3 separate regions of the Homo sapiens genome follow, and regions 1 and 2 are each linked to region 3. Evidence: chromatin loops called from intact Hi-C (ENCODE). Cell type or tissue: heart left ventricle. All regions are shown on one strand.

Region 1 (2,500 bases), 290 kb after region 3:
CTTTGGGAGTTGGGGTGGGGGTGGTAAGGAAGCCTTTTCTGAAAGGGTCACAACTGAAGTGAGATTTGAGTGACAAAGGGAGCTGTTGAGAGATAAGGCGCCGGGGACAGCAACTGCAAAGGCCCTGAGCAAACTTGGTTCTGTTCCAGAAAGGCAAAATGCAGCAGTGAGGGTGGGGAAGGCCCTGACCATGGAGGGCCTTGCAGGTTGTGGAAGGGGTTTTAAACTATGAGGGGACCTGATCTGACTGACATTTCTAAAAGTTCCTTCTGGCTGTTTTGAAGAGAATAGATAGGGTGAGGTAAGGACAGGAGCAGGAACAGCATTTAGGAGGCTCTTGCACCTGCAGGCAGAGCTGGCAAGGTCTGAAGCCTGAGGGTAGGAGAGGACGTGCAGAGGTCAGGTGAGAGCAGGACATGTTTAGGGGAAACAGCAGAAAGGGTTTGAGGACAGAGGTCTTCTTACATGAAAACCCTGGCGAGAGTATGACATACATATGGGAAGACTGTAATTTTCTAGTCACTTCAGCATAAGCTTCGGAAGGGCAGGTGCCATGCCTACTGAATGCAGCATTGCATACTGTTGGTGAGTCACCTCTTCCTCTGAAACTGCAGTTTCCTACACTCACCCAGGCACCCCTTCTCCAGGCTCAGGACACCTCAGAGGACTGGTGCATGGGCTGCAGCCAGCCTGACCCAGCTCTATAAAGAAGCTCACCCTTTACAGATGCCCCAGAGAGGCCCCCATCCTGCCCTGCAGCCAGCTTCCTGGGCAAGTGGGATCAGGTCAGTACATGCGCCTGTCCTTCCCTGAGCGTAAAAGGGGAGTGTGGAGGGAGATGGTATTTGAAACTTGGCAGTGGGGACCCACACAGACATCAAGAACAATCCCTTTGGCTTTCCATTTGCCAAGTTGTTTCAGGGTCCAGGGTTTGTGACTCATCCTGAATGGAAACACTTGTACAGCACCACGTGGCTCCTTTCCGCCCCTGGCCGGGCGGCAGTGACCCAACCAGCTCTGCACTTTCTTTCTTCCCTTTTAATGTATCCATAGGCACTCGGGGTCTCCCTCCTCCAGGGTTTCCTGAAACAGGATGCATTCAGCCCTTGTAGAGTTGCTGGGGAAGTGGAAGGAAAACAGAGGTGACTCTTGAAGCCCCAGGAGCTGACCTTAGATCTTGACACTCCTGGTGTGTGCAAAGGTCTGAGGAGACGGCCAGATTGAGGTAAAGCAGTAAAAATCCGTGCTTGTCAGGAAAGTAGCAAGAGCCGAGTTCTACACTAACCATTGGCTGGCCTGGGGCAGCCTGCAGCTGCACAACTGCCTCGTACAATGGCATGGACAAGCAGTGTCGGTGACGTAGCAGGCCGCTGGGGACCTGGGAGACATCCTGCTGCTGCAGGAGTCCTGTGCAGAGCAGAGGAGAGAGCAGTTTGGCAAGTGCAGGGGTCCCACTCTTCTTTTGGTTGGTGGCAGGGAGCAGGTGGGGCCTAACCTGGGTGGACAGTGTCTACCTCCCTTCTGTGCATTTTGCATTGGCCTTAATTGGTTCTCCCGGGATAGTCACGAAAGCCCGACCTTTGTTCCAGGTAAAGTGCTGCATGTTTCATGTGTACAGCTCATTTAATCTTCACAGGACCTTATGAAGTAGTTATTATATCTATTATCATCACAGAAAAGAACACTGAGCCTCAGAGAGGTCAAGCAATTGGCCCAAGATCACACAGCCTGCAAGAAACAGAGATGGGACTCAGACCCTGGTCTATTTGGCTCCCATGTGCCTTACTACTATGTTATACCCACCCCTCCAGGTAAGATTGGGAACCAGCTGTGGAAAGACTTTAATAACGGGATGGAGGGACTGCCAAGCTCTCCCTCTGGCAGGATTGATTTTGCAGAGACTGTGAGCTTAATGAGAGCAAAACTCAGGTCTTATACTCCTTCATGTGCCCTGCAGACTCCAGAAGTGCTAGGATGTAAGAGGCAGACAAAAGAGTGATGTTACTGCTGTGAACTTTCATTAGGATGTGTAGAGTTCTGTTATATGTTTGGAAAAAAATCCATAATCTCAAGAGGCTATATAATGCTCAGAACAGCTTTAGAAATTCTCTTTGGAAATTGCTTTCTGAGCCCCAGGCACATAAATAATATTTTTATATATATCCTCAATCAAGGCAAGCCTTAGTCCTTCGAGGGTAGCTTGGAATTCCATAGGAATCTGAAGGTAACTCAGAGCCAAACTTGGTGAAGGGGGTGAAGTGTCAATTTCAGATTTGCAGTTTTGTTCAAAAACATGTTGATAAAGCAGCAGGCTGATGGTCATGAGCAGCTCACTAGCTGATTCAGAAGACATTTCTCTGCTGCAGCCAGCCCTGCTTCTGTGACTTCACTCACACTTTCCATCCGAGTGGAATAGCTCACCCTTGCCTCTTTCACACTCAGTCCCGTCCATCCTACACTCCACCCTTTCCCCAAATTCCTGTTCATTGTTCCACGTCCT
Region 2 (2,500 bases), 300 kb after region 3:
AATTATAAAAATCTAAGACTTGAAGCTGAGATCCCCCACCTGCTGGGTGGTGTTTGATGGTCTAAACTGGGGGTTTGCAAACTCTTTCAGCAAAGGGCCAAGTAGTATATCCTTTAGAATTGTGGGTCATCCAGTCTTTGTCACATTTGTTCAACTCTGCCATTGTAGTGTGAAAGTAGCCATGGATGATATATACCTGAATTAAATGGACTGTTGTGCTGGGCTGGGGCCACAGTCCATAGTTTGCTGCTGCTTGTCTAGATCCTGCGGGGCCTGAGCAAGTGAGCTGGAAATAAGGTGGCTGTTGAGGGGGCTGAGGAGCAACAGGAAGTGAGAAGGGAAGGGAGATGGGTGCAGCACCACTACAATGCCACTTCCTTCCTGGGGTGAACTCACTTAGACTTTGAATAGGTTCTCTGCAGAGATGACTGAGACACTTGGAGCCATGCGCCTGCAGAGACACAGTGGGGGACCATGTTAGAAATGGGAGTAACAAGTCATTCATTCTTACTATATGTTTCGTTATTGCATGGCAAAGGCTTTGAAAAGAAAGCTGAGTCTTTTATTTTCCTGTGAATCAGCTCCGAGCCCCTGGAACAATGTTGTTCATTCTGCGGATGCTCAGCAAGCCCTTGCTGACTGTCTTTATTTCTTCACCTGCAATAAGATCCCCCCAGGCCCATATGGAAACGTAAATGTTCTTGAGGGACTAATTCAGTGAGACTCTTCCAGGGGAAGTTCAGTCCTCCTGGGAAGTGATTACACACTGATGGAATTTTTGCACACTGGATGGAAAGATGATCTTTGCCTCTTGGCTGTGTCACAGTAATAAGTGGGAGACTGATTATTTCTAAGAGTGCAGCTCTTCCCGGCACTGATAAGAATGGAATGCAGCGCTACCATGGAGATTCGGGTCACTAATTAGTCCCAGAAGCCTCTAGGCCTTGAATCACTGTTATATTAATTATGCATCAAATTAGAATGTTTGCAAAGGCTCAGAGCCAACTGTACTGCAGAACCCGGTGACAGCATGGAGAGATCAAGGAGTGTCCCGCCCAGCACACTGCAGGGACCAGCAGACAAATCCACGCGGCCTGCCTGAGCGTGCAGTGACCCCGCCTGATCTCTGATACAGCTGTTCGCAACTCCTGCCAGAGAGCTTGTTATCGGCACAGGGTGGACAAAAGAAGGAAAGGAAGAGAACGATGGCTTCCCCTCAGTTCCATAATCTAAGCTCTACTGCGGTAATATCCAGCTGAGAAAAGACACAGGACAATCATTTGGGCACTTTATTTCCATGGTAACAAATAGAAGATTCTTCCAGATGTTTGCTAACATCGTGGAGGTAACATGTCTGGACCGTTGTCTGATATTCAGTTTTTATAGCTGGGGAGACATGGCTTTAGCTTTGGGTAAACTATTCTATCTCTTCCTCCTCTTCCTCTGCCTCCTTCTCCTTCTTGTGTTCTCCATGAGCATAAAACCAAAATATACTTGATGCTTTGTTGTAAAATAAACAGATGATAAATAGCAGTCTCTGTGACTGTTGGGTTATAATTCCATCGAGGGCTGGGGTTGAAGTCATAAACCACAAGAAGTGAAGCATGACCCACAAATAGCCTTCAGGATGGAATTACAGCCCCATAATTCAGAGTAGCCCTTTGAAAAAATAATTCCTAAACCTAGCTATAATTTGGGGAAAGAGCCACGACAGTGGTGACGTCTTCTCTAATCAGTTCATCAGTAGACAAATTACTCCCCTTCGTTATTCTGATGATATTTATTAACGTTGGGGTGAGCACCCAATCTGTTTTCTAGGAGGTTACTGTTGAAACCAGGTAGCAGTCGCCCAAACAGAACCAAAGAAAGGGAAACTGGAGTCTCACAGTAAGAAAGTTCTCACCACAGATGAAGGTCAATGAGCATGAGGTGAGAAGAGACATTCATTACTTTGGAACTGATGAGAAATATTGATTCCTGACCACAGGAGTAGTGGCCGAGTTTGTTTTGCGTGGAGTGTGGCATAAATTCCGTCCCTGTTCTGCATCTTACTACTTCTCTAAATGTCTTTGCTATTTTCAAAACTGATTCTGCTTGATCTCATAATTCATTAAAGCAAGTTGATCTCATGCACCCCAAGAGTTATGAGAAGCTTTTTCATGATGGTTCTTGCATGATGAAAATAAATTCTCATTTATTACAGAGAAAATAAACCGAACCCAACAATTCTGTAGAAGGTGAATGTTTAAATGGCAGTTTCTTGTGATCATAAATTAAACCATCAAAATCCCATAAGGTTTCTCTGCAGCCTAGATATTAAATAAAACAACAAACATGCAAGGACTGGCAAGTGGTAAGGGCTTAATACATGGTCATTCACTACCATAATTTGTACCATAAAATTCAGAAATTCTTTACATGCTTTGTGTGTTATTATCTACTTTGTCAATGACGCTGAAGACATGAGGAGAACAAGGGTCTCATCTGACGCATTATGCCT
Region 3 (2,500 bases):
ATCATATCACTGAGCACACATCCCAGGCAGGCAATGTCTGATTTTTGGCATCACTTTTGTGCTGACAGTCGCCTTGTATTCCCTTTGGCCTGCAGGTTTCTGTGACTGCCACCTGCATGTGTGGAAGCATGTCTGTGCTGCTTAATTCTTCCTTAGTCCTAGATAGTCTCTCTTTTTGGAACCTTTAAAGGTTTTCAGTATTTAGAAAATCTTTTTTTTTTTTTTTTTTTTGAGACAGAGTCTTACTCTGTCACCCAGGCTGGAGTGCAGTGGCATGGTCTTGGCTCACTGCAATCTCCGCCTCCCAGGTTCAAGCAATTCTCCTGCCTCAGCCTCCTGAGTAGCTGGGATTATAGGCACCCACCACTATGCCTGGCTAATTTTTGTAATTTTAGTTGAGATGGGGTTTCACCCTGTTGGCCAGGCTGGTCTTGAACTCCTGCCCTCCGCCTCCCAAAGTGCTAGGATTACAGATGTGAGCCACCACGCCTGGCTGGAAATCATTAAATCATATCCCTGAGGCCACTTTAAGTTCAATTCCCTGTAAAGAGCTAGCTACTCTGATTATTTTTCCTGCCTTCATCTGGTGTTCACAGTCTCAACAGGCATGCTCCCAATTCTGTGATCTATATCAGGGAAAACCAGATTTAGCAGAAACTTTACTGCGATATTGACATTGTATTGCTTGCTAATGAGGTTTTAATTGATTTTAATACACTGAGAAACAAATTCACAAACAGCCCTTTCTGTTCCTGCCATTTGTATTCTTAGTGACTAACTGCCAAGTATTGGGTTCCCAAAGTTGCAGAAGAGATGGTTCCTGTTCTCCCAAGATACAGTCTTGTGGAGGAGTCTAGCAAGAAACTCGTAAAAGGTTGCCCAAGACTCCATGTGGAATGCATCCATGATTACAATCTGTGCTTACTACAGTACCTGGCCAGTAAGAGTTACTTGCACATTTTAGTATTATAAGCAGTAACAGTTGCCACCATGAGAACCGAGACATAGGTCATGCCTGTCTCACCACATTATGGCCAGGAGGTGGCACTGTTGGAACTTGCGCTCTCGCTCGCTCTCGGTCGCTCGCTCTCGGTCTCTCGCTCGCTCTCTGTCTCGCAACTTTCTAAAAAATTAGGCATCACTGCCGTGTCATGCCAGTCTAAGGAAACAGTCCTTCAACATTGTTCAAAAAATCTCAGCACACAGCAATTCCTCATAGCCAATCACCGGAGCCAGCTGAAGGAGGCTCTGTCCTGTTCCTTTGTTTAGCGTGAGTCGTGCGTCTCTCCTTCCTATTTATTCTTGTTTCTTCACTTTGATTTCTGCTCTTCATGACACCAGTGCCTCTCAACTCTAATGATCTCACAGGCTGGGAGAGCTTGCAAAGCTGAGATGTCTCCAGGGCCGGGGTCAACCTTAATCATGAGGACGGCTTGGTTTCTGTACACCCCAATTAATTAATGCAAACATGTATTTCTCCCAAATCTTCACTATTGATTGTAACCAGCAGGTGGGAGTGTTGGCATATTTACCTTTTATGGGTCCTGGAAGGAGAGGGTCTGAAAACGCCCTCAACAATGCATCTCACTAGCCACTAACCACTTCGGAGTTTATATATACATGTAATATGTGTAAATGTATTATACAAACTTGCAAAACTACACTTATTTATCTTTGTTTTAGAAGGAAAGAAAAGGGAAATGCAGGAAAGGAGCCAGGATCTTCAGGATCTGGGGTGATTTCTCCGAGCAGATAAGCTGCTTATTGAAAGTCACTGTAGCAAGTCCCAATGTAAGTCCCATTGTAACAAGTCCCTTTTACAAGGAACTTGGAAAAACTACCCAGTTCTTATAAATGTGCTTACAGTGAGTTAGAGTTGAAGTGCTAAGAAGCGTGCCTGGCACACAGTAGGCATGTTTATTGTTTTCTATCATCATCATCCTATCCTCATCATATATATTCCCATCTGGCCTGGTGCAAAGTATTTAAAATGTATCTTGTCACCTTTCCCCTCATCCTCAGGGTCTCTCTTCTTTTAGAATCACCTAGGGCTCTCCTCTGACCTTCTGTTCTCATGAACAGGAGGGAAGCCAATAAGTCATGAACGCTTTGTTTTGGTAGCAAGTACTACTAGAAATGTTTGAATTTTAAGAGATCCGAGGAAAGGGAAGCAAAAGAAATAAATGACTAATAGTAGAATTTCAGACACTGTGGCTCCAGCATGAGGGAGCAATCTGGCTGGGGTCCAGTGACACATGCCAGGGCCCCTAAGTAACTATGCTACCCGTCCCTGCTTGCATCTCTGCAGAACTTTGCACAGGGAGATATTTTTCATTCCTGGAAGTGTTTAAGCAATGACACGGGTACCTGCAGGGTGATAAAAGAGAATACCAGGACTGGGCAGGAGATTATAGGTCCTTGAAGGACCCATCCCTTCTAATTTTAAAATGTTCTTTAAAATTAAAAAAAATTAAAACTTATCCTTGATTTAAAGAAAGGG

What was found. Peaks named below come from ENCODE experiments on the same cell type or tissue, not always from the same donor. Only the 100,000 strongest peaks of a DNase experiment are listed, where the experiment ranks them.
Region 1: a loop joins it to region 3, with 2.5 times the contacts of the local background. A loop is called at or near these places in 10 of 110 quality-filtered maps.
Region 2: a loop joins it to region 3, with 4 times the contacts of the local background. A loop is called at or near these places in 8 of 110 quality-filtered maps.

Annotation. Positions count from the first base shown.
Region 1 is chr11:130,725,496-130,727,995 of GRCh38, forward strand. It overlaps LOC105369575 (a long non-coding RNA gene), which reads left to right. Exons shown (of 4, transcript XR_007062954.1): 2 at 648-785; 3 at 1,054-1,811. Among named protein-coding and RNA genes, the nearest start is that of LINC02873, 54 kb to the left of the region's middle. In heart left ventricle, no CTCF peak of the experiment used is centred here; DNase peaks (open chromatin) are centred at 746, 996 and 1,366; H3K27ac peaks cover 1,022 bases.
Region 2 is chr11:130,737,249-130,739,748 of GRCh38, forward strand. It overlaps LOC105369575 (a long non-coding RNA gene), which reads left to right. Exons shown (of 4, transcript XR_007062954.1): 4 at 1-2,133. Among named protein-coding and RNA genes, the nearest start is that of LINC02873, 66 kb to the left of the region's middle. In heart left ventricle, no CTCF peak of the experiment used is centred here; a DNase peak (open chromatin) is centred at 1,093; H3K4me3 peaks cover 295 bases; H3K27ac peaks cover 923 bases.
Region 3 is chr11:130,433,617-130,436,116 of GRCh38, forward strand. No RefSeq gene overlaps it. Among named protein-coding and RNA genes, the nearest start is that of ADAMTS8, 6.3 kb to the left of the region's middle. In heart left ventricle, CTCF peaks have their summits at 1,045 (motif pointing right), 1,244 and 1,512 (motif pointing right); a DNase peak (open chromatin) is centred at 1,065; H3K4me3 peaks cover 577 bases; H3K27ac peaks cover 407 bases.